2 separate regions of the Mus musculus genome follow, and region 2 is linked to region 1. A link is a loop called in an ENCODE intact Hi-C map of the cell type or tissue named here. Cell type or tissue: left cerebral cortex. All regions are shown on one strand. Each heading gives the region's core, and the rest is flanking DNA. Links, peaks and the distances in the headings are about the cores only. Region 1 has its middle 19 kb from the start of Snora26. Region 2 has its middle 14 kb from the start of Gm32002.

Evidence for each region. Hi-C counts contacts between places; a loop is a spot of excess contacts. Peaks named below come from ENCODE experiments on the same cell type or tissue, not always from the same donor. Only the 100,000 strongest peaks of a DNase experiment are listed, where the experiment ranks them.
Region 2: a loop joins it to region 1, with 2.7 times the contacts of the local background. A loop is called at or near these places in 3 of 42 quality-filtered maps.

What each region holds. Positions count from the first base shown.
Region 1 is chr5:74,106,708-74,119,286 of GRCm38, forward strand. No RefSeq gene overlaps it. Among named protein-coding and RNA genes, the nearest start is that of Snora26, 19 kb to the left of the region's middle. In left cerebral cortex, for the core only: no CTCF peak of the experiment used is centred there; a DNase peak (open chromatin) is centred at 7,637.
Region 2 is chr5:74,169,595-74,182,173 of GRCm38, forward strand. No RefSeq gene overlaps it. Among named protein-coding and RNA genes, the nearest start is that of Gm32002, 14 kb to the left of the region's middle. In left cerebral cortex, for the core only: no CTCF peak of the experiment used is centred there; DNase peaks (open chromatin) are centred at 3,838 and 6,007.

The sequences.
Region 1 (12,579 bases), core at 3,047-11,046:
GGACCTGGGCCTCCCCACTCATCTCTAGCAAACATGCAGCTTGCTCGTCACGTGGGTCCTGAACAACTGGGACAGGGGCTATCTTAAAAGCTGTTGACTGGAAAGGATTGAAGGAGCTGAAGGGGGAGGCAACCCCATAAGAACTCCAACAGTATCAACTAATCTGGACCCCTGGGAGCTCCCAGAGACTGAGTCACCAACCAAAGATACACATTAGTTGGTATAAGGCCGCTGGCATATATGTAACAGAAGACTGCCTTGTCCGTCCTCAGTGGGAGAGGATGCCCTGGATTCCTGCAGCGACTTGGTGCTCAGTGGGAACACAGAAATGGCCTGCAGATCCAGTTTAAACCTGTCTAAATCCTTATAGATCCCATGAAAACAAAAACAACAACAACAAAAAAGATTTTAGGTAACAGTGAAACCCAGAATAACACCTTAGTCACTGATGGCCTCTTCTAGCCTTCATAGGCACCATTTCACACACACACACACACACACACACACACACACACACACACACACACACACACACACAACCCTAAACATACAATAAAACTTTTAAAAATGTTAATGCATTCTGTGGTACTTTAAATAGAATGACCTCATCGCTCTTTTGAATGGGGATCCTGTGAGAACAAGATGTAGCTACGAGTGTCTCCCAGTTTCCATGGTGGATCCACCAGGATTCCCCACCAGAGGATGATGAGAACCTGGGCAAGGCTTTAAGAACCAGAGACAAGTCTTAGATTATAGGCTCCATTGAGTAACTGGAGAAACATGGATTCAGTGATAACCTCGGCAAGGCTCTATGACCCAGTGAGCACTTGGCGAAGGCTGGAAGGCCTTAGATTCCATTGACCACCTGGAAAGTCCTGAGGTACCAGTGAGAGCCTGTGGGAACTCTTAGATAACAGTAAAAATCACAGAAGGTCTTAGGCTCCAGTGTCAACCTGTGAAAGGACTTTGGGCTTGAGTTTCTCAGGAAGGCCTTGGAAAACAGAACCTGCAAAAAGCCTTAAAGCATAGTGAGAACCAGTGAAAGCCTTTATGTTCCAAAAAGAACTTAGGGAAGGCAGAAGGTCTTTGCAAAAGACTGTTAACCACTTTAAGGTAGAAGGTTGTTGGGCACAGGAAGAACGTGAGGAAAGTTTTCACACTTAGTGAAAATTTGGTGATGGCCTTTTAGATTCCATAAGAACTTAAAATGTTTAGGTCCAGTTGAAACCCTGGGCATAGGCTCTAGTAAGAACCTGGGCCAAGCTTTCAGACACAGAAACAACTTTGGAAAGACTTAGAACCCAGTGAGAACGTGGGGTAACCCTTAGGCCTCAGTGAGAATATGTGAAGATCTCAGGTCTCTGTAATGACCTAGACACCAATGATAATCTGAGAAAGGCTGTAGGCCCCAGTACACCTGGGGAAGCTTTAAGGCCTACTACGAACATGGAGAAATTCTGAGGCCAATTGAGACCCTGAGGAGTTCCTTAAGCTCCAGTGAGAACTTGTAGGTTTTAGGGCACAGTGAGAACCTGTGGAAAACCTAAGACATCAATGTGACTAGAAAAGACTTTAGGTCCAAGTGAGAACATGGAGAGGAACTTTAGGTTCAGTGAAAATTTGTAAACTGATTTACACCCAATGGTGAAGCTTTAGAATGCTTAAAACCTCACCGAGAAATCTTTGAAGTTTTAGTCTCCTGTAAGAAACTGAGGAAGGTCTTAGATACCAGTCTAGAAAAGCCCAAGTCCCAGTGAGGAAATGAGAAAGGCCTTAGGCCTCAAGGAGCATTCGTGGACGGTCATAGATTACAGCATGTATCTAACAAAGCTCTTAAATCCTAGTCAGAACCTAAATAGAGTTGTGGGCTCCAGTGAGGACCTGGGAAAGGCCTAAGGTCTCAGTGAGATGTTGGAGAACATCTTATTGTAAAGGCCTTAAACCACATGGGGAGCCTGCAGAATGTTTTAGGTCACAGTGAGAATGTGAGGAAGGTCTTCAGACCCAATAAAACCCACCGAAGGTCTTACCGGGGGGGGGGGGGAGGGAAGGAATGACCCCGTAGACTCCATAGACTCACATGTTTGAACGTTTGAACATTAAGGAGTAGCACCACTCGAGGGGGATTAAGAGGTGTGACCTTGATGGAGAAAGTATATCAATGGCACTGGGCTTTGAGGTCCTGCAGATACAGATGTAAAACTCTCGCTTCTTCTCCAGCAGCATGTCTGTCTGTGTGCTTGCTGTCTTGCTGCCCACAAGGATGGCAATGTGCTAAACCTCTGAACTATAAGGCAGGCCCAGTTAAACACTTTCTTTTTATAAGAGTTGCTGTGGTCATGGTGTCTCCTTACAGCAAAAGAACACTGACTATGATCTGATAATATTATAAGGAAAACAACCACCAGTGAGCAAACTATTAGTCTTTACTAATATAAAACATCCTATATTATTCTCCTGACACTCGGAATCTAGCTGGGAAAGGAAGCTTGCATATACCCAATGGCTGTGTGTGTGTATATGTGTGTGTGGTGTCTGTGTGTGTAGGGGGAAGGTGTGGTATGTGGTGTGGTGTGGTGTATGTGTGTGTGTTGTGTAATGTGGCGTGCATGTATATGTGTGTTATGCGCATATGTGGCGTCTGTGTATATGGGGAGGTGTGGTACGTGGTGTGTATGTGTTATGTGTATGTGGTGTGTGTGTGTGTGTGTGTGTGTGTGTGTGTGTGTGTGTGTGTGTGTGCGTGGTAAAATGTATGTGATGCTGGCACTTTGGAGGTGTTAGAGGCAGGAGCAGAAGTTCAAGGACATCATTGGCTACATAGGGAGTTTGAGGCTTGCCCCGGTTTCATGAAACACTGTCTCGAGGAAATAAATGTTATATAATATAAAACATCTCCTTTTTTTGCCATTTATAAGCATACAATTCTGTGGCACCAAATACACACACAATGTCATACAACTCCAGAAGGTTTTCAGCCTTCTAAATTGAGAACTCTATACCACTAAACAAATCTCCCTGGTCCCCTTCACCTGTCTACTTCCTGTCCCCAAGAGTTTGACCATGTTCACTGCTACAAGCAGGAGCACACATTTTGTTTGTCTTTGCCCTATTTCACTCAGCCAAGATTTACCCACGTTGTGGCACGTATCAGAATTCTCTTCCTTGTTAAGGCTAGACACTGTCCTACTGTATTTCACACACCGCATTTTGTCTACCCATTTGTTTACTGATGAGGACTAGGGTTCCTCCTCTGGGCTAGTGAACGCTGCTGTGATGGATGTTGTTTACATGCTCTTGCATAACACATACTTGTTTATTGTATTATGTGTATTTATTGTTTATGTAGGTTACACAAACCTCTAACCTGGAATTTGTATAATATAGGTAATAGGTTGGCTTTGTGTTTCTCTTTGTGTCCTTGTTTCTCATTGAGACATGGTCTTACAAAGTTACTCTGGCTGTCCTAGAACTCATTCTGTAGACTAGGCTGGCCTTGAATTTACAGAGATCTGCTTGCTTCTGCCTCTCAAGTGCTGAGATTAAAAAGGCATGCACCATCATACACAGAAGGAATTAGCTTTAAGGTTCCTTTGAGATACTGGCTATAAAGCCTGGACATACTTTTGAATTCCCTGGGTCTTGAAATTCTCCCCCTCTATACCACACTCCAAATCAACTGTGTCCTTGGAAGTGGGACTCAGGCTTTAGTGTCAGTTGTAAATCTTACCAAGTGATTCAAATGTGCAGCCAAGTTTGAGAATGGCTGCCCTAAAAAATTAATTAGTGAGCACTTGTTATGGTTGGGATATAAAATGTTCCCCCATGGGCTCATTTGCTGAGTGCTTGGTCCCCGGCTGTTGGCAATATTCTAGAGAGTTAGCTCTGAATCTGTTAGGTGGTGGGGGCTGGGTGAAGCAGGTCATTGGGGTGAGCCTCTGGGGGAAACGTGTCCCTGTCTCTCCTCTATCCCTCACTCCTTTCTCTCCCTTCCTTCCTTCCTTCCTTCCTTCCTTCCTTCCTTCCTTCCTTCCTTCCTTCCTTCCTTCCTTTCTTCCTTCCCTCTCTGCTCCCTGTCAGTCAGGAGGTAAAGAGGCTCCTCTGTCACGAGTTCCAGTTTCCAGAATGTTCTTGTATGAACTAAGCAAGCACAAACTGATCACTCGGAATCCGTGAGCTAAGTAAGCCTTCCCTCCTTTCCGTTGTCCACTTGGGTATTTTGGTCGCTGAAATGCAGAAGTAACATGATACTGTCTCACCTGCTGTTCCCTACAGTTAGTGGACAGGCAATTCCATTGGCCTGCCCTCAGGCCCCTAGCAACTGCTTAGGTCATCATCTGTTGCTCGCTGCCAGGTGTACAGGTGTGTGCTGCAGATAAATAGGGCCACCAGCCACCCCAGTGCAAGCTCTCCCTGCCTTTTCCCTGCACACACCTGCTTTCTCTCCCCTCCTGGCTTTCCTCCTGTCTGTCTGCCTGTCTACACATCCACTTGTCTGCCTCTATCCCTTTCCCAGGCCCTCAATCCTCTCTCCTCCCCAAAAAACTTCTTTTACACCAGGTCTGTTGCATAACTGCTCAGAGGCACACCCTGGCATGGGCCCACCGAAGGTACCCCCTTGCCACGTTATATGTCATAATGCCTACACATTCCATAGCATACCATGGACTTGCAGACCATCCAACCCAATTGAGTTGAATTGACTTCACTTTCTTACCTTCAAGACCCTAAGATCAGAGAAGTTGATATGGCGGCATATGCCTGTGATCCCAGCACTGGGGAGGCTGAGGCAGGAAGATCATGAGTGCAAGATCAGCCTGGGATATACAGTAAGACAATGTCTGGTCTGGCGAAACCCACCATCACCACCAAAGGAGAACCATGTGGCAAGTTTCTGAGCAGCCCGGCACTCATGGTGAAGGAAACAGGCTCTGGCAGAGGGCTGCTAGATCCTGTATGCTGAAATGTGCACTACAAACCAGGAATGAGACTCTAGACATGTTAATATCAGCACTAAAAATTAATTCTAACACAATTGGTATTTACTGCTGCTCGTGAATATGTAAAGTATTCAGAACAGTTCCTGTCACACAGCAGATGCCATCTCTGTTCTAGCTTTTAGATGCAGTAATGGGAGTCTGTGGGAAGGGAATTGATTACATGGGGCATTGTTGCTTGGCCTTCGGCTAAGATCTAAGGTGAATATTTGAAGACCATGTTCTTCAGCACAGTGAGACTGTCGTAGTTAAGGTTTCTGTTGCTCATGAAGAAATGACATGACCACAGCAACTCTTATAAAGAAAAACATTTAATTGGGGCTGGCTTGCAGTTTCAGAGGTTCAGTCCATCATCATCATGGTGGGAAGTGTGACCGCATCCAGGCAGACACTGTGCTGGAGAAAGAGCTGAGGGTTCTACATCAGATCAACAGGCAGCAGGAAGTGAACTGGCTTGAGCTTCCATGACCTTAAAACCCACTCTTGCAGTGACACACTTCCTCCAACAAGACCACACCTACTTCAACAAGGCCATACCTCTAAATGGTGCCACTCCTTATGGGCCAAGCATTCGGACACATGAGTCTATGGAGGTCAAACCTATTCAAATCTCCAGAGACTGAATGGTACCAAGGATGAAGTAAAAGAGGGCCATTAAATAGCTAGATGCACTGGAAATTCTGAAGCCTGAGACTAAGTATTTTATATGCCTATTTATGTGTGGATTCATATAAAATTGGTGTGTTGGTACAATGCTAAATACAAATATAGAGAAGATGTCTATAAAAAGCCATAAGAATGGGAGAGATATAACTTGACTTACATAGTGCATAGTAGGGCCTGTATCTGAACCACAGCACTGTGGAGGATAAAAATATCACTATGTAAAAAATAAGCGAATTTGAATATGAAGGAATATACAAAAAAGAAAGGCTATTATTAGTTTTTAGAGTCAATTATGCACAATTAGAGAATTTCAGTGGTTTCATAAAATTTTACTACAGTGAGTTAAAATATAGAAACAAACACCGCTATATTGTTCCAAGCTTAAATGAATGAAAAATTATTAGGGAATGCTTGTTATGAGGTTGTTTGGTTTGTCTGTTTTCTGTCAGGCTCCTGGCTGGCCTGGAGCCCACAGAGATCCAGCTGCCCATGGTGGGATTAAAAGCATGCACCACATGCTCACATGCTCCGAGGAAACGATCTTTATAGCACAGTTGGAAGGAAGTAATCGTCCATCCACTTTGAGGAATTCAACGGAAAGGTACTGGAGGACCTGAGCAGGTACCTTGTGATTTTAATGGTCTCTAAATGGAAACAAAACAACCAATAAGAACATATGAGGGGGTGGTAAGGTAGCTTGCCTGGGAACAGTGCTTGCCTTCCAGCCTGCACACCTAAGTTTGATTCATCCTCTGATCTCTGTGCGTGTCTGCATATGCAGGAATGCACAAACAAATAAACGTAATGACAACAATCTTAAAGAGTGCATGATGTTTGCAAAGTCAAGATAAGGTCCCAGAGACGACTTAGGTTCAGAGTTCTCACTGCACACAATGGAGGACCTGGGTTCTAATAACCGGCACCCAAAACTAGCAATAGCTCTTTGCACCGTAATCCCAGAGCTGACAACAAGCAGAGTTGGGGCAGAACGACTGCTGGGGCTTGCCGGTGGTCAGCCTCACCATAACTTAACACAGAATGCTGAGTTCTGGGTTTAGTGAGAGGTCCCTGTTTCAAGGGATTTAAGAGCATCTGAAGACTTCCTCTTACATCCCACCCACCCACCCACTACACACCACACATCACACACAATACATCACACACACACACACACCATGTATCACACACATACTCACAATACACCACACACCACATATCACTCACACACACACACCACACCACATATCATATATCACATACCATACACACCACACATATCACACACACCACATACCACATATCACTCACACACACACACACACACACTCACAATACACCACATACCACACATATCACACACACCACATATCACATATCACACATCACATATACACCACATACAGATACACATATACCACATATCACACATCACATACATACACAGGCAAGCATGCTCACATATACCAAAACAAAACCAAAAATAACCTCTCCCACCACAAACAAAACAAACAAAACCCCCAATTATCCTGGTAGAGTCTCCAAACTTCCTAACTGGTCCTCTCTTTGGCCAGGCCCTTTGCCTGTTCTCTTGCTTTCCTAGAAGCCCATCCTAGAGCCTGGTAGGGCAGGGTCCTGTCAGAGATTTTAATACGACCATGACAACTCTCGCGATGTCACACCCCGAATCACCTTCCCATGCTGCTTACATAAAATCCAAATCCCTAGGCAGATCTACTTGCCCCCACCCCCAGACTCCTCCCATCCCATCCCCAGAGCTAGCATCACTCTTTGGCCCAGCTGGTCCCTCTGCCCCATTATATTCATCCTCAGCCTACTTCACAAGACTGGATCCTTTTTATCCATTAAATCTCAGCTTAAACGGTTCTTCCTTTTAAACACCATATGCAAACTCTGCATTTAAATTAGGCAAAGATGCTCAATGCTTTTCTGTATGGCTGCCACTGATGCTTGTTATTCAGTACACACTCTCGGAACTCCAGGGGACAAGGCTCTAGTATCATCATGCTCATCTTTAGCAAGTTAACTGAATCCCAAGACTTAGGTAAGGACTCTAGCGGGCAGCAGTCAAGTGGCTTAGCAAAACTGTCACTGAATTTCCTGCCCTGCTGTCTGCAGCACAGCTTGCTAGTGACCCTGGTCACATGATCTGCTGGTTGTCACCCCAGTGCATTGCAAGGTGCCACTTCTTTGAGAATTATCCCTTCTTGACAGACTATAAGATGATGGTTTGCCTGCTGTCTATGTCTAGCACCTAGAATATGTGTAGCATATGCTATGAACTCTGTGAGTGCTTTTGTTCAAGTCGGGCCTTCAGAGAATTGGCTGAGGTCTCTCCACAGCAGAGAGAAACCTGCTTTTACTGTTAGAGTTGTCTACAGAGTTAAATGTCAATCTTGGCTAAACACTGTCCTCAAAGGGATATCTAGAACACTTGAACCGTTTCCCGGTACCCCCAAGCTCAGTCAAGTAGACACATAAAATACTCTCAGAGTGACTCAGGGGAGGCATATAGAGTGGCCAACTGTGCAGAATGTGGCCTTAGGTTCTATTAACACTTTATGGGGGAGGGTGCAGGGAACTGGAGAGATGGCACTGACTGGCCTTCCAGAGGTCTTAAGTTCAATTCCTAGCAACACATGGTGGCTCACAATCATCTGTAATGAGATACAATGCCAATGCCCTCTTCTGGTGTGTCTGAAGACAACAACTGTGTTCTCATATAAATAAAATAAATAAATCTTGAGAGAGAGAGAGAGAGAGAGAGAGAGGGAGAGAGAGAGAGAGAGAGCTTTATAGGGAACTTAGGGGGCTTGCTTCTCTTGCAGAGAACTCAAGTTTACTTCCCAGCTCCTATGTTAGGAGGCTAACAACTGCCTTTAACTCCAGCTCAGGAGATCTGAAGCCCTCTCTGGCCTCTGTGGGAACCCACATACATGTGGCACACAGATACATACACATAAATAAAAATAAATCTGAAAAATAAATCTTAGTAAGATCACTTGGCGAGATGGAGGCCATGTGAGTTTCAGTGAGCAGAAGCTTTGGTGAAGACGTTGAGGATGACGAGGCGAAGAGAATGCTGAAATATTCAAGGGTATCCGTGGAAAGAGGGAAGTCAGGGAGGAGACTGAATGGGGTAGGTTGAAGGGAAGAGGATAATCTAATTGCTTATATTTCTAAATGAAATGGGATACAAGCTCATCTGATAGAGGAGGCCTAAAAATATTCTGAGAAAAATCACAAAGTATATACTGGCTCAGGAGTTTGTTTGCTTGCTTTTGAGATTTTGAGACAGGGTCTCATGGAGCCCAGGGTGATCTCAAATTTGCTTTATAACTAAGGATGATCCAGCACCCCTTGATCTTTTTGCCTCTACCTTAAAAGTTCTGAGTTTATAGGCATGTGCCACCCACCACCCATAGCTATGTCCATGATGTCGGAGAGCACAAACTAGAATCGTGGCACAGATGGGGACATTTGATCTTGGCTTTATGATCCTGAAATTGAATGGTTCACATTTAGGCATTAAGTTTTAGCCACGCCCAAGTAGCAGGCCAGGAAGGCCAACCAGAGCTGCCTTTATCAGGTAAGTACAGCGGGTAAAGAAGGTGGGGGATGGGAAATAACTATCAATATTGATTTTTGTTTAAGTACAAGTTCAGATTCTTTGCATATCCTTGTAAGGTTCTTCACTGAATAGACAAATGGGGAAGATATTTTCCTATTATTAGAAAGGCACGAGAGGGTGGAATATTTTCTTAAGATATACCCTCAGTAAAATTACTCAGCCAAAGAGAATGGGGTTTTAAATATTCTATTATACATGTAGCAAGTAATGTGATCTCGCTTGAGGATTTACTATGACTGTAAATACAGAAAAAAAGTTAGGACAATTACGTTTTAATATACACACATTTAAGTTGAAATAGAAGCTTTAAATGTCATTTTAAAAACATCTTATTGTGAATTACAGTTTCACAGAAACCTGCAAAAACAGTACAGGGGTTCCATGCAACCCTTTCGCAGATTACCCACACTGCATGCCACCAGAGCAGGACATGGCACCAATTCCCATGGTTCCAAGCCATTGTGTCACAAGTAGATATGAACAATCTGTGAAACTGATACAAAAATCGGGTCCTGATGAAGATCTCAAAAGTCAGTCAGAGCATCCCACCCGGTTGGGAAGACACAAAGTATCAGGACCAGAAGATACAAAGTATCAGGACCAGTTTCCCAGGAGACAATTACATTAGTATGCATTGCTCCAGTTGTAACAATGTGCGCAATGTTTTTGTGGATCCGCCCACTTCCTTCACCTTTTTATTTTGCAGACCTTGCTAGTAAATTAGGAGTTATAGAGCTATTGCCAGGGAATATTGAAACTGCTCTGCCTAGCTTCCGGTTAAGATTGCTACATTCAATCTTACTCTAATACACTCAAGTATTATTTTATAAAGTTGCAAGAAAGTAGCCAGAAAAGTCAAACTTACCTATTTTCCAGTAGTCAGTCCATCTATGTAACATTAATGCTGAGCAAGGAGAGGGCTGGAGAGATGGCTCAGAGGTCTCTGCTCTGCTCTGACCTGGCTGCTCTTCCAGGACCCAAGTTTAATCCCCAGCTCTCGAAGGGCAGCTGACAACTGTAACCTCAGGCTCAGTGGATTGGACATCCTCTTCTGGCTTTCCTGGGCATCAGACACAACACACATTGCAACCGTACACATAAAAATACATTTTAAAAAATTCAAGAGAGGAAACTATTTCAAAGCAAATTAACTGGGGTTTTTGTTTGCTTCCTTTGACTTTGTAACCAGATCATCTAACTTCCAATAATTTTAAAAGAAGCAACTATGCAAGCACATATGCAAATCTGAGAGCAGACTAAACTTTTATTCTTTCATAGTCTTAGGGCCACACATGTGAGCCCCAAGAATCTATGCATGTGAGCTCTTTTTTGGAGACAAAAGTCTCACTAAGTTGCACAGGCTGCCCTTGAACCAACTCTTTATAGGCAGGCTTTGAACTTGGCATCCTCATGCCTTGGCCTTCCAAGCAACACAGACTACATGGTTTCAGTCCTTGACCTGACTTTTATTTTTGGGTTTTGAGACCCAGTCTCACTCTTTAGGCCAGGCCGGCCTTGAACTCAAAGGCACCCCTCCCTCATCTTTCCTAACTTTTGAAAACAAAGCTTAGACGAGGCACCGCAAAGCTGAGGGGAAAGGCAAACTCTATCGGAGATAGGACATTTATTTCTCACAGGGATACAGCTTCTCCATCTGAACCTTGTAGAATTCTAAGCGCAGCGGAATTGAAGATGCTAAATTTCAGGTGATTGGAAACAGGGCTATCTGTCACAGAAATGAAGCTACAAATAATACAGGGGCGAGAAGGAAGGTCACTGTGCTGACCCAAGGGGGGTGGGGGTTGCAGTCCGAATGCCCTAATTTAAAGTGTTCTAGATATGCAGTATCTGTGTATATAACGATTAATTTATGTACATCTATATCCTACCTATGTCCCTGAGGGAAGCTATGTGTGGATACAAGGATGCATGGACACCTGATTAGTGCAAACACCAAGTGCATCTCATGCCCAGATCTTGGTTTTAAGATGTATGTATGTATGTATGTATGTATGTATGTATGTATGTATGTATTAAATGTAAATGATACTCTATCTGCATGTACACCTGCATGCCAGAAGAGGGCATCAGATTACATTACAGATGGTTGTGAGCCATCCTGTGGTTGCTGGGAATTGAACTCAGGACCTTTGGAAGAGCAGCTGGTGCTTTTAACTGATGAGCCATTTTTCCAGCCCTCAGATCTTGGTTTTAATTTTTTTTTTTTTTTTGTAAGGCATGGACTGTGGTTTTCTTGTTTGGGTGGTTGACGTGCAAGAAAAAAATACAAGATGAGCCTGGAAGTTTGTGCTGAACCCACAAAAGAAAGCCAAGAAGGTCAACAACATCCAGGAATCAACTTTAAAGAATTCTGAGAGGTCAAAGCTGGAAGAACATAGACAGAAGTATCAAAGGACAGAATTACATGACAAAGAATATATATGTAGTGTACACACACACACACACACACACACACAAACACATATATCCATGGAACCCATCTTGATAGAGACTTGAAACAGACCTTCCCAATGTAGATGGAAATAGAAAGACCAGCGAGCTGGCTAATAAACTTTTGTCAACCAGTGTACTTTGAGTTTCTTCTGAAGCATATGTATTAAAAAGATCCAAACTCCCCTTCCATGAAAGCTGGGGTTTGTTTGGGACTGAATAAATGGCTTAGTAGTCAAGAGTACTGGCTGCTCTTGCAGAGGACCTGGATTTGGCTCCTGGCACCCCACATAGCAGCTCTCTCTCTCTCTCTCTCATATGTGTGTGTGTGTGTGTATATATATATATATATATATACACACACACACACATATATATATATATACGTATATATAATGTTTTCAAAAGTTGAGTTTTTTTACATATTAAAAACATCTTTTATGTCCATCTTTAGAGATTTTGGAGCTATTTTCCACAGCCTGCAAGGCAATACAAACAGAAGAAACAATAAACCCAGCACCCTATGCCTTCCTTGGGATACTTGATACGAATTTCCAATCCTCCCAATAGACATTTTTAACATTCCACTGTCAGCATTCCTTCCTTCTTCAGGGCTTAGAACCTTTTTGAGCTTAGAATTGGACATTGTGACATTGCTTAAAAACGTATCATTAACATCGAGCACTAAAAACTGAATCCTTTAAAAATGGGTTTTCAACATACGAGATTTACTTTGCCTCACACAGCATACTGTATTCTTCAGCCCAGGTTTATATTTTGTTTTGTTTTGTTTTGTTTTGTTTTGTTTTGTTTTCT
Region 2 (12,579 bases), core at 1,781-9,780, 62 kb after region 1:
GGATGCACATGCACATACATGGATGCACATGCACACACACATGCACATACACATGCACACACACAGAGGAGGATGGACATCTAGTTTTCTGCAACTAAAGTAGAAAACAATACTGTTTATTTCACAGGGTTCTCTTGGCTGGACACTTTTCCCATCATAAGCAAGAAACAGACGGTAACTGTTGAGGTTGTCTACTATAGTTAACTTGCTGGTCGCCTTCCAGGCTCACAACATACACCTGGGTGAGTGCCAATGGCCATTTGCTGGCTCCTGATCAGTGGTCTCCAGTTCTTCCCCCTCTTCCCTCTGGCCTGTCCTCTTCTGCTTTCTCTTTTCTGAGGACTCAATAGCTGTCTCATGGTGTCTTTTCATCCTTCTTGTATGACTCTTTGTCATCTTCAGTTTTTCTTCCTGAGATTTGACAATTTACACCGTCACCTGGAAATTTTATCTGTACCCAGACGTAAACAGTCACACACAGGCAGACCCCAAGATCCTCTCCTACCATTGTAAGTGAATGCAGATGAGCTCATCTGAGCAGGGTATAATAACTGCTACCGTAATCTCTAAGATGAATGTATCATTTTGTAGTTGACAAAACACTTTCATATATTATCAAGTGACAGAATCCTGCCCTGGTCATCAGACAAAATTTGTTTAAGTTCTAAGATGCCCCAGTGGCTGCATGAAGACATCGCTTGTAGACGATCCTGGCTTATCTTCTGCTCTCCTTTCATCTCAATGCCACATGTCCCACTCTGAGAATCAGTTGCTTGCAGGAAGGGCAGTACACGGTTACTCACTTTCCCCCTCTGTGTGTGGTGTACATGCATGCACGTGTGTGGGCATAAGAACTCCTGCATGTGCACATGGAGTGACAAGGAGCAGGCCGGGGTCCTACTCTATCACTCTCTGCCTTCTTCTAAGACAGGGTAACTCAATGAATCTTGAGCTTGATTAGTAATCAACAGACCCCAGCAATCCTTCTGCTTCTGGCCCTACAGACTGGATGAAGCAGGAAAGCATAGAGAATAGTTTAGCAACTTCGGACTCCACTTGGCTTGGGCTGTGCACACACTTCTTTTAGAACAGAATAGAATGCTCCTAGCAACCTATTTGCTGCCCTAGAACTTCCACTGCATCAGGCTGCACCCATTCTCTCCCCTGAACCATGGCACAAACTTCTCTTCCCCTTAAGGACAATCAAACTTGGATGATTTTTATTCAAACAAGTTCTCAATATATCCTAGTCAGAGGGTAAGAGGGCTGATCTTATCTGAACTGGCTTTGGGTGCATGGTCAGTAAGGGAAGATCATGTTCTCGACTGCACTTTTAGGAGGACTCCCTATTTACTATCTTATTCGGATGCAACGTTAGGTGTGGGTGTGGTTAAAATCGAATGCTTTATAGGGAAGAATGGATATATCAGAAAAAGAGTCACATGATCTAACCTATTCATCAAAACAACCATTCTTATTATGCCCTTTAGAAACCAAACTTCTTCTGTTGAACCCCCAAAATAATAGGGGTGCTTGGGTATCTTCAACCATGTGGTCCGCTGCTCTCTTGCAGCGTGTTTTGTTCTATAGCTTTGCTTTGAATATCTCCTTCACTACGTTTGCAAATCTGTGTGAGCCTTTGTTTCAATTCCTTGAAGAAAGGCTGAGAATCTGGAAACACCTGGCCCAGGCTCCAAACGTTACATTAGAATTGCAGATTGTGTGTGTGTATGTGTGTATGTGTGTGTGTGTGTATGTGTGTATGTGTGTGTGTATGTATGTGTGTGTGTATGTATGTATGTATGTATGTATGTATGTATGGTGTGGCCAATCTTGGCTTTTTATTTAGGCACTGGGAATTCAAACTTAGGTCTTCATGTTTGCACAGCAAGGGCATTGCCTAACAAACTATTCTTGCCTGCCCCCCCACCCCCCACGGCCCCATTCAATTATTTTCAATGAATATTTCTATCTATGTACACACTCTTTACTTCATTTTGCATCGTGCCGGGGATGGAACCCAGAACTCTGCACATGCTAGGCAGGCCCCTTACCACTGAGTTTCATCCCCAGAACTTTAAACAAATATTTCTAAAGAATCGTCAATATATCAATCAGACGCCATCCCTGCCCTAGTGGAACCTAAAGTTTTCAGGGATGAGAGGATAGTTGGGAACGTAAAAGAAATGACGTTAAACCAATAGTCACTCTAAGAACATTTCATCCTGCGCTGTGCCCCCTGTTGCTGTTGAGGAGTGTCAGGAGAGTGTTTTATAGAATAAGTGGACCGATCTCTCTGAATCGCTTGCCCCAGCTTGTCCAGACAGGTGGACAGACCAGCCAGTTTCCCAGGTTCTTGCAGCAACCACGTGATTCAGCCTATGGGGCTCAGCCAATGGGAGTCGCTGACTGGCCAGTGAGGGTTGGGGGGAAGAGAGAAAAGCAAAGGTCGATTCTGTTTCCTGCCCTCCCAGTGCTGGATGGCCTGAGGCCTGCTTGGACCAGATCCGTTTTCTTTCTTTCTTTCTTTCTTTCTTTCTTTCTTTCTTTCTTTCTTTCTTTCTTTCTTTCTTTCTTTCTTTCTTTCTTTCTTTTTCCCTATCTGCCCGGATCAGAGTCCCTGTTTTAAATTCAGCTGACTCAGTTTCCCTAGATGGCCTGGGATGGCTCTAATCACCCTTTGCTTTTTCAAGCCCCGACCACTGCCTTTGCCAGTGGCTTGCTCCTGTGACTGAGTTGGGCTGTGACTTCCTAACAGACAGGGTCTAACTGTTCCCTGTCTTAGGTCATGGCAAAAATATGCAGCCCTAGGCTGAAGGCGGCGGTGACTGACAGCATGAAACGCCGGGGACTGGGGAAGGATGACGAAACGGAGAGCTTTAGAAAGTCGACTTTCTCTAAGAATCTCATGTTTCTGAGCTCATTTCCTTTCAGTACTAGCCTGTCGTCTCTGGAGTCCCCTATTACCGGAGCCCTTGGAGTCCCCTACTCCGTGGTCACCTCGCTTCAGGGCCACCGGAGGAAGAAGGTCTACTCTTGCTCCGACCCCTGCCATAGTTTCCATCCCTGAAGTGCTGTGGTTTCCAGAGAGCCCTACGTGGGCTGAGGAGACACAGATGAAGTGTTCTAACACTAAAAGAGATTTTACCAACCTGGAGAATGGGCATCAGAGTGCTCACGTGGCAATCCGAGGCTGAAATGGGAGGACCAGAGGAGGAGAAAACGGTTCCAAAGTTACCCTATTCCCCAGAGACTCTTGCATCTCTGAGGCCAAGACCCTGATGGTCCACCTCTCGTTAAACAGTGCACGCCTTTAATTCTAGCATTTGGGAGGCTGAGGAAGGTGGACCTCTAGGAGTTCAAGGCCAGCCTGGTCTATAGAGTGAGTTCCAAGACAGGCTGGGCTATCTATACACAGAGAAACCCTATCTGGAAAAACAAAAATTCTAATTTTTTAAAACAAATTTTATTATTAAAAATCTTGCAAATGAATAAAAACATCACACTCAAAATGAGCCTGAGTCAAAGTTTACCCATCATTCATTATCCAAAACCGGCAGCTCAGTGGGTTTTAGTCCCTTGGTCTGGCGTGGTGTGTGCGGTCCAAGCAGGATTAGGACCAGTCTGCATTTTCAATGGAAACAAATGTTACTCTCATCTAGCCCTCTTCACAGAAAGCCCAGCCTTCTTAGAATGGCAGCCAGAAAACTCCACACTCTCCTAATCCTACAGTTCCCCGCTAATCAGACGTCTAGACAAGAGCGGTCTCTGTTCCCTTTCCTGTTAGCAAATCTGCCCTGACAAGTCACATCCTCCGCTGATGCCATTGAAATGCTCTCCATTTGTTCTGCGGGCCTTCTGAGACTTGGCTCTGGAAATGCTATCAGTTCCTGGATCAGCTCCATTCTCTTAAAAATCACGTTTGGATATTCCTCCTCTTAAATTGCATCCTCTGGAGAGGAGCTCTCTGTTCACAGAGCGGTTAGCACTGCGTTGAACGAAGAAGAGTGCTATGGGGTTTGTGGGTGCTTGGTCAGAGACATCCTTCATGCATGGGTCTGCTGACTTTGGAGAGGACACTATTTAGCATGGGCCTATTTAGACAACACAATGCGCGGCCTTAGTCTGGCGTGGAAAGCGGGGTGGAGATGTTTCTGTTTCGCCCGTCTCTTGGAGATGGGACTGGTTACTACTTGGTTTCTCTCTGCGCCTGGCTATATCTAGCAAGGGTGGCAAAACCATACCAAAGAGGCTTAAAGTAAAGGTTAATTTGCATATTTTAAAATGAGCACCAAAATCATGGGAATCAAAGGCTGTGGGAGGAGCTAGAGAGCCCGGACACTGGTTACAGAGATCTTTCTGTTCCCACCTCTCTCCCGCCAAGTGCTCTGCAGCCCACCCCCTCGGCACATCGATCAGAATCTGGCCAGCCTATTTGAAAGACAACCTATTCTGAAAAAGTAGTGCATGTGTGAGATGCAGTTGCTCCCCCCAGCTGGGGTTTTCATTTCCATGGTTTCCGTTTCAACTTTTGTCTGAAAATGTTAGATGGAAAAATAGTCTCCCCAAATAAATAATTCATACATTTTACCACATTTATCATAACATGTTATAACCGTTTCTATTTTATTGTTAGCTGTTTTCATTAATCTCTTACTGTACATAATTTATAAACTAGATTTTATCTGGACACAAATATAGATAGGAAAACATAGTAAATATGGGATCTATATTACTATATCATTATAGCATATATATTCTATACTATATATTATAGTATTACCCCATAGTGCAGCACTGAGGGTCTGGAAATGTATTTCCCACACTGGGAAGGGGCTGTCACACCCTACTCCACACTGACAAGATACATTATAAATCAAAACATAATAAAAATGTCGTGCTTCACCAATGCCTGGGGACACAGCTTTTTCCTAGAGCCATTAGGTGTGGGTACCAAGTGACTCATTGACTACTGCCACCGTCTATGAGGGGACTTTGCTCCCTGCCCCTGGGCTGCCCTCCTCCCATTTGCTGCTGCTTTCGCTCATCTAAGGGATGCTAAGGTTTCATCTAGCCCCCTGCAAGTGAGAGCGCACACCCTCTCCACATCATCACCAGACAGCGCCTTTAGAGCTCTGGCGCAGCTCAGGAAGCATCTCATAGCAGACTGAGCCCAGATGGGAGCCCTGTAGTCCATAGAAGAGCTCATGCCAGCACACTTGAGCCCATGGGGGCTGACCCCACCAATGGTTATTGAGTTTGCATATGCCGTTCAAGTATCCTTGGGTCTTTTTAGAAGCCATTCCAAGATGAGTCGTGATTCATAGGTTACAGACACAGGCCAGCTTGCAGGAGCATTTGCCTATCGAACATGCTTATTCCAGTCTTTGGAAACACAGGATAAGCCGCCATAACTGCAAAGCCCTATCTACCATTTATCTGGCTTCTCTTTTTCTTTTTTAAGCTATTCTAAAAAATGATATCTTTTAGCACCCCCAGTGATGATCATTCTGGAATACAGTCATCCTCCACACCCAGCGGGCCTTGAGCTGTATAGTAATTTCAGGTAGGAACAACAATGGCACCCTAGAATATTATCCATCATTGCAGCAACGTCACAAAGGGAGAGAGTTATATCTCAGTTTCTCTCTACATAATGGGAAAAAGCAAGCTGCAGGCAAAGTTTTGAATGTTACTAAATTTGTTTGAAATGATCCAAAGGTTACCTGGGAGGCAGCTTTGCAATGACAAATATCAAAGGGATCATTTATATTCTCTTGTATTTGATGCGTCACTGGTGGAGAAACCAGTTATCAGTAACATCTCGAGACCTCCATCAGCCTCAGTGACCTTGTCTCTGAAATGGGCGTGCCATGAAGACCAAGCGACAGAAATGAAGGTCCTGGGAACAAGGCTGTCCACAGACACCCAATGCCCGATGCATGCTTATCCCTCACTGAGCCCAGTGTCACTCAGCCCCAAGCCGCGGAAACACATGGCTGTCGGGAAAAGAGCTGGCTGCCTTCCTTGTCTCTCTTTCCTTTTTCATTTTGTCTCCACAGAATGGGAGCGAGGGAGGGGGAGGCAGGTCTCCTGCCTCACAAAAGGCCAGTGTCTGTGGGCCTGCAATGTCTGGGAGGCCCATTAGGCTACAAGGCAGCCCTGCCAAGTTTACATATGGTTTTCATATCACCGGGCTTGTTGTTTTGACTCCTGTGAGCTCTCTCTGCAACAACGTCTCTGGAGGAAAGGAAGTGCAGGCAGACTGAAGGCCAGGGCTGCAATGGCAGAGGCATCTAAGGTACAAAGCAAATAAAATACCTCCGGGGCCGTGCATAGTCCCCGAGATCTGTCCCCTTGGGTTGCTACCTCCTTGCTTGCCTTCCAAGTCGTCCAGCATCTGGTACCTTCTGGCTTCCAGAAGACTCAGTCATGTCTGAGCTTTCTTCCCAGAGGAGGTCAGGGAGGCAGAAGAATTTGGCAGATGAACAAAAGCCATTAGCAGCGTCTGGTCTGATGTAGGTGGCAGCACTTGGGAGTCCACAGGCTCTGAGGAGCCAGTGTGGACTGGTCCTTCTGTTAGCTGCCCTTCAGTAGGTACACTCTAGCTTAGCTGGTGGGAAACGAAGGTGAGTTGAACAAACCGGTTCTTTCCAGGTCTTGCACAGAGTAGGCTTCCAGTGGAGTGTGGGTGCACAAGGTAGCTGCAACAGTAATGATAATGTATGGAATTGTAGTCATCTGTGTGCGTGTGCATGTGTGTGTGTGTGTGTGTGGGGTACATATATGCACAGCATACATGTGGAGGTCAGAAAACAACCTCAGGATGCTATTTACTTTGCCACCTTTAAAGGTATTTTAAAAATATCTATACATGGATAACATATTCAGATCCAATTCGCTGTCCTCTGATTCCTCGCCTCTCTCCCATACTTTTCCCTTTGAACTCTATGCTCTCTCTCTCTCTCCCTCTCTCTGTGTGTGTGTGTGTGTGTGTGTGTGTGTGTGTGTGTGTGTGTGTGTAATACCTACCTGCCTGATAATAATTTCCATTTGACAACTATTTCTTGGGAGCCAACCATACACCTAGCACTGTACTATTCCTGAGCAAAACCAGCAGGAGCAGCTGCCGATGATCACATCAGTATAGCATACACGGTGTTTATCTTCATCCGTTTGCTCGTTTGCCCCATGAAGGAAATGCTGTAATCACCCCACCCCCACCCCCATTCTTCAAACCAAGAAGCTGAACTCCAGAGAGGTTAAGCACACTTTTAATTGCGTTTTGTTTTGAGATAGGATCTTGCTATTCAGCTCAGTCTGATCTAGACCCGCCATCCTCCTGCCGTAGCTCTCTGAGCACTGTGATTACAGGTGTGAGCCAATCCAACTAGCGTTACACTTGCTCTAGATAACATTACCAGACTAGGAGCCACACTTTGAGCTGCTATATGTAAATGGAGCCAGAGTCAGGACAACATTGTGTACACCCTAACCGCAGCCTGAGTCTTCCACCGCAAGACTTTTGTTGTGCAAAGCTGTGTCTAACATTAATGAATGGTTTGTCCAGCTCTGGCTGGCTGGGCAATCCTGGCTATGAACCGAGCACCTTGCCAGGCTCTCAAACTGTGGTCCTTTGTGTTCACAGTTTTCCCTCCACTGACGCTTCCCCCAGGCCAAGCAAAGGGAAGGGATCTTCAGGTCTCTGGATCTTGATCTCAGATCACAGTCCCCCAGAGCCAGAGAGCCACTGGTCTCATAACCAAGACCCTATCTCTTCTATGACTTTAAGTCACCACTTCACAGTGACTCTTCTGCCTTGCTTCGCCTTACCATGTCTGTTCTGGATGTGGAAATCAAATGATTTTTGCTCACTGGGAAGGTTGCTCACTGGATGGATCCTTGAGCTTGAAAGTGACCAGCTGTAGGCTGTGGCGCCATTGTGAACAACTAGGAACGCATAGCAGCATCAAGCATGGGAAGTGACCAATGCCAAGCGCTCCAGAGACGCTGCACTTATCACTGATGTACTCCAAGGTGGCTGAGAAAGTCGGTGGAGATTGTAATGATGGAAGTGGTTGCTCTGTGTCACTGAGGACAAAACAGAAGTAGTCACAGATGCCAAGCCACACAAGGTAGATGAACAGAAAACCATATATCAGTGGCGCTTGACTTTCCTAATGCCATGATCCTTTAATACACAGTTCCTCATGCTGTCGTGAAGCCCAACTGTAAAATTATTTCATTGCCTCTTCATAACTGTAATTTTGGTACTGGGATGAATCGTAATATAAATATATGATATGCAGGATATCTGATATGCAACCCCCCAAAGGGTCATGACCTATGTATGGGTTGAGAACCACTGCCTTAGAGTGGAATAATGAAGGCCGTCTCAAGACAGCAGTATCAAAGGCACACACCTGGGTAAAGGTCTTGGCTAAGAAGCACGCCAAAGAATATCTTTCAAGAGATTATGTTGAGCATCAGGAAAGGCTCAAAGAGATGAAGGTCCTGTGAGTGACACAGTTTGGTAACCTTCAGTGATAAAGCCTCCGTAGATATAACTGCCACTCATGAAGGCAACCATAGCCTCTGAGTGACAGAAACATTGTGTAACTTCTCAGGCAGCCCAAGGTGGGCTCTTTGGTGGTGGATATTTGGTCAATGGTATTCACCTTGCTGGTTGGCAAATGTTTTAGCTGTTATGGTGGTCTTGGTGGCACCAATGACAAAGATAAGACAGGGTGGTAGAGGGGGTGACTGGACATGAGAATAATGGAGGTAACAATTATAAAATATTGATCTTAAAGTTTGTTTGATGAGGGGCTGGAAAGATGAATCAGAGGTTAAAAGTACTTGATGTTCTTGCATAGAACCCAGGTTTAGTTCCCGCACACAGAACCCACAACAGTCTTTAACTCCAGTTCCATGGGATCTGATTCTCTCTCTCTGTCTTTTTTGGGGCACCAGCCATACATGTAGTGCATATATATTCATGTAGACAAACATGTAAATAAAAAAATAATTTTTTTTCTAGAAAAAAGGACCAAAGTATCAGAATCAGGAGATTTGGATTTTGTGGAGGCAGAGGCCACTCTTTGAGCAAAGCACAGTCCAACGTGGTGCTGGTGGCGCCAGGAAGCAGTGGCAGCTGCGACAGCTTTAACCAACATTGGACAAGATGAGTGGAGTTGTGACAGGGCGACTGCAGCCACTCCCCAAAAGATCTGAGTTCAAATCCTAGCTCTGTTTCTTGCGAGCAAGATGACTGAAGCTGGTTTCCTTGGCTTCTCCTGGACTTGCTTTCCTCAAATAGGAATCCTATGTACCTTGTTTGCATTACCCAACCCACAGGAGGGGCCTAGTAAATTATAGTTATAACTATTCCCACATACGAACCATCAAGCCCTTCCATTCCAAGTAGTCAGAGTTAGAGTTAGGAGTCTTAGAGTTGGGAGGGGCACTGCATTTCAGGAAAATCGGCTGATGCAAAGATCACAGGAGAAGCAAGTGGTAGCGGGTGGAACTCAGAGCTAAAGGCACAATCAATCATCTCCGCTCCCCTCCACCTCTCCAGAAAGTGTGGTGTGCAGCCATTGCAAATGCAAATGCGATTTTTCCTCTGTCTTCCAGCAAAACACAAGAAATGCAAGGAGAGGATTTAGGAGCTCTCCTAAATCCTGCCCCTCCCCCCCACTAGGTACCCCGCTGCATTTCAGCAGCCTGGGCCCAGCCCCTCAAGGAGACTGTTCATTGTTTTGATTTCTTTTCTAGTTGCTGAGACAAAAGTAAATTGAGAAAGGATTGATCTGTGCTCACGTTTTGAGGGGACAGGGTCTATCATGGTGGAGAAAGCATGTTGGACTTTGCATTTAAAGTCTTCTCACATCTCTGGGGACAAGAAACAAAGACCAGAAGGATATTGGTCTGGGCTATAAAGCTCAAGGCCATCCCCCAGTGGCCTACTACTTCTAGCAACTCTCCACCCTTTGGGAACCATGTGTTAAAATGCAGGAGCCTACAGAGGACATTTCACTTTGGCCCATAGCATTCATTTACATGTGGGGGGATTTAGGTTAGAGATCTCTTCCTTTTCCAGCCTGCCTTCCATTTCTCATTTATAAGTACCTTGTTCTCCTTCCTGGTTGAAGTGTGTCAGTAAGGGAACTCTCACCTGCTCTGCTCCTAGACTGGACATGTGATGTAGGCCTAGCCAACTGACTTTTTCTCTCCTTTTGGCCAAAAGGGTTGTCTTTACTTGGGAATGTACGTATACCACCCAAGCAGGGCTAACCAGATAGATTCTGAAACTTTTGATGGAGCGATGGGGAAAGGGGATTGTTGCCTCTGAGGCTGATACAATCCTGGAGCTTCTGAGGAAATAACTTGACTAGAGGAAAAGACAGATAAAAAGTGAACAGGCTGAAGGTCCATATACCTGCGGATATCACTGTGGTTTGTAGACCCAGCCATGTCTGAAGCCAATAACCCTGCTTTTCCCATTAAAGAAGCCCAGAGATTCATCCTCTTGATCCTCAAGTCACATCTAGTTAGGCTGCTGTCACTCCCCCCGCCCCCCCCCCAGAAGCATCTCGTTTCATTTGAAAAGAGACTCTGTTCCTATCTTGCCCAGGAAACCATTTGTCTACTTGGTAAAATGGAAATTGCTCCAGTCGCCCTCCTCTCCTAGCTAATGGAGCTGTGCTTTAGTGCTGAGCATCAAAGGCCGACACGGTGACGAATCTGCTCTGTCTCCAATAATGAGCTAGGATTTAGGGATTTAAGTTTCAGTGAGAGACGCGTGAGCAGAGCTGCTGCCTGATTCAGCCTTTCCGTGGAAACGGCTATTCATCTTCTTAAGCAGCTAGACATCTGCTGTGACATCATGGACAGCTTAACGCCCATAAAGCCACTGTCGTGACATCAATATTGACTTCCCCAAAGCACCCTGTGCTCACTGGGCTTCATAGTTGCAAACTGTTTGATCATGTGCCATATGTCATGCACACAATAAAGACAAACTAGTGCAGAATTTGGGGCAAAGCAGTCTAAAAATTCTTCCTGATTTCACCTTTCTCACCCAGGTAAGTGTTGAGTGTGGTCCTGCAGAAGGTGTTGACACAGTTTTGAAATTATCCTCCGCTGCCAACTTCCAGCGAGAAAATAGCAATGTATTTACATATTCCCTCACACGAAGTTCTGAATCTTAGCCACTTCAGATGACCAGCTTGTCTTCAAAAGAGATAATCTTTTCTCGTGGATGGCATATCACCCACCCAGGAGTGTACAGAGGATACTCTGTAAACTCTCAGCCCCCACCTGCACTTCGGTTTCTAGCTCCCTGCCAATATAAAAGCCCTCACACGAGTACCAGCACACTGATGTCTGCCAACTTTGGGGACCTTGTACGTGCACATCTCATTCTTTGGTTTTTCTACACTCTTCTACCTCCCAGCCTTGCCCATTGGCTGTCCTTAGCCCTAAACTCAGCTGATCCTATACTCACTGTATACTCACCTGCTTTATATGGCACCTACTCTGGGCCATTTTGAAATGCAGCTGCCCAAGCTCTGCTCATGTCTATTCTACGTGATTCCAGAATGATTCTTTGTTGAGAAAACAGTACCACTGAGGGCATGTGGGGTTGGACACTTTGGTGATTTTGTAAATAAGTGAGCACATAAAAGAATGAATGAATGAATGAATGAATGAATGAGTCAATCTAAGCAATCCTGCATGAATGTGCTTTCTCTCCATGTAATTCAGATTTCTTGCTTTCCGTGGCCTATCTTTTTGTAACATAGATGTAGCACATGGCTGGCAGTCCTCAGATATTGCCTGGACTTGTACTGGCCTCTGAGTCTATTCCAATGACTATCTACTTCCTATCTGGGCAAGTTTTACAACTTCCTTTGGCTTGTAGGTACAATATATGTTCAAGGAGACGGTTCTTTAGCGTTCCTTCCCTTCCTTCTTTCTTCAGATCTGTGGTCACCTACTTTTGGTCCTTCACCTTCTCATCCTGTCTCTCTCCTTGCTGCTGGACCCCACATGGGACTTCTGTTTTTGGAATAATCTGGTGCCTTTTGAAGCTCCTGCTGATTGTGTTCCAGGTGGATTGAGAGCTTGGTAGAGGTGGCTGCTTGAAGGAAGACTTGGGTGGTCATGAACGATGGGTATCTGTCTCACTGGACTTCGAATTCTCTGGATTCATTAACATCAGCGACAGCAGGGTGTCCCACAGTGAGCCTGCTTTCTTCAGGCTCCCTTGCACACATCAGCCTGACTGACTGTTTATCCATCATGTTATAGCGCATCCTGAGACCCTTGAGAAACTGCTACACCACACCCTTCAACATCTCAGTTGACTTGGGTGGCATTGTTTCTTTGGCCTCTCGTTGATGCCCTATTTGTGGTGAATGAACGTTATTTTATGTCTCTCCAGGGTCATGCTGCTAGTCGAGACCACAGTGTTTCTTTTCTGACTCTGTTTGGCCCCTCTCACTTTCTACTTCAAGCAGACTTTGTTTTTGGTTTTAAGACAGGCTCTGACTACATAGACCAGGCTGGCTTTGA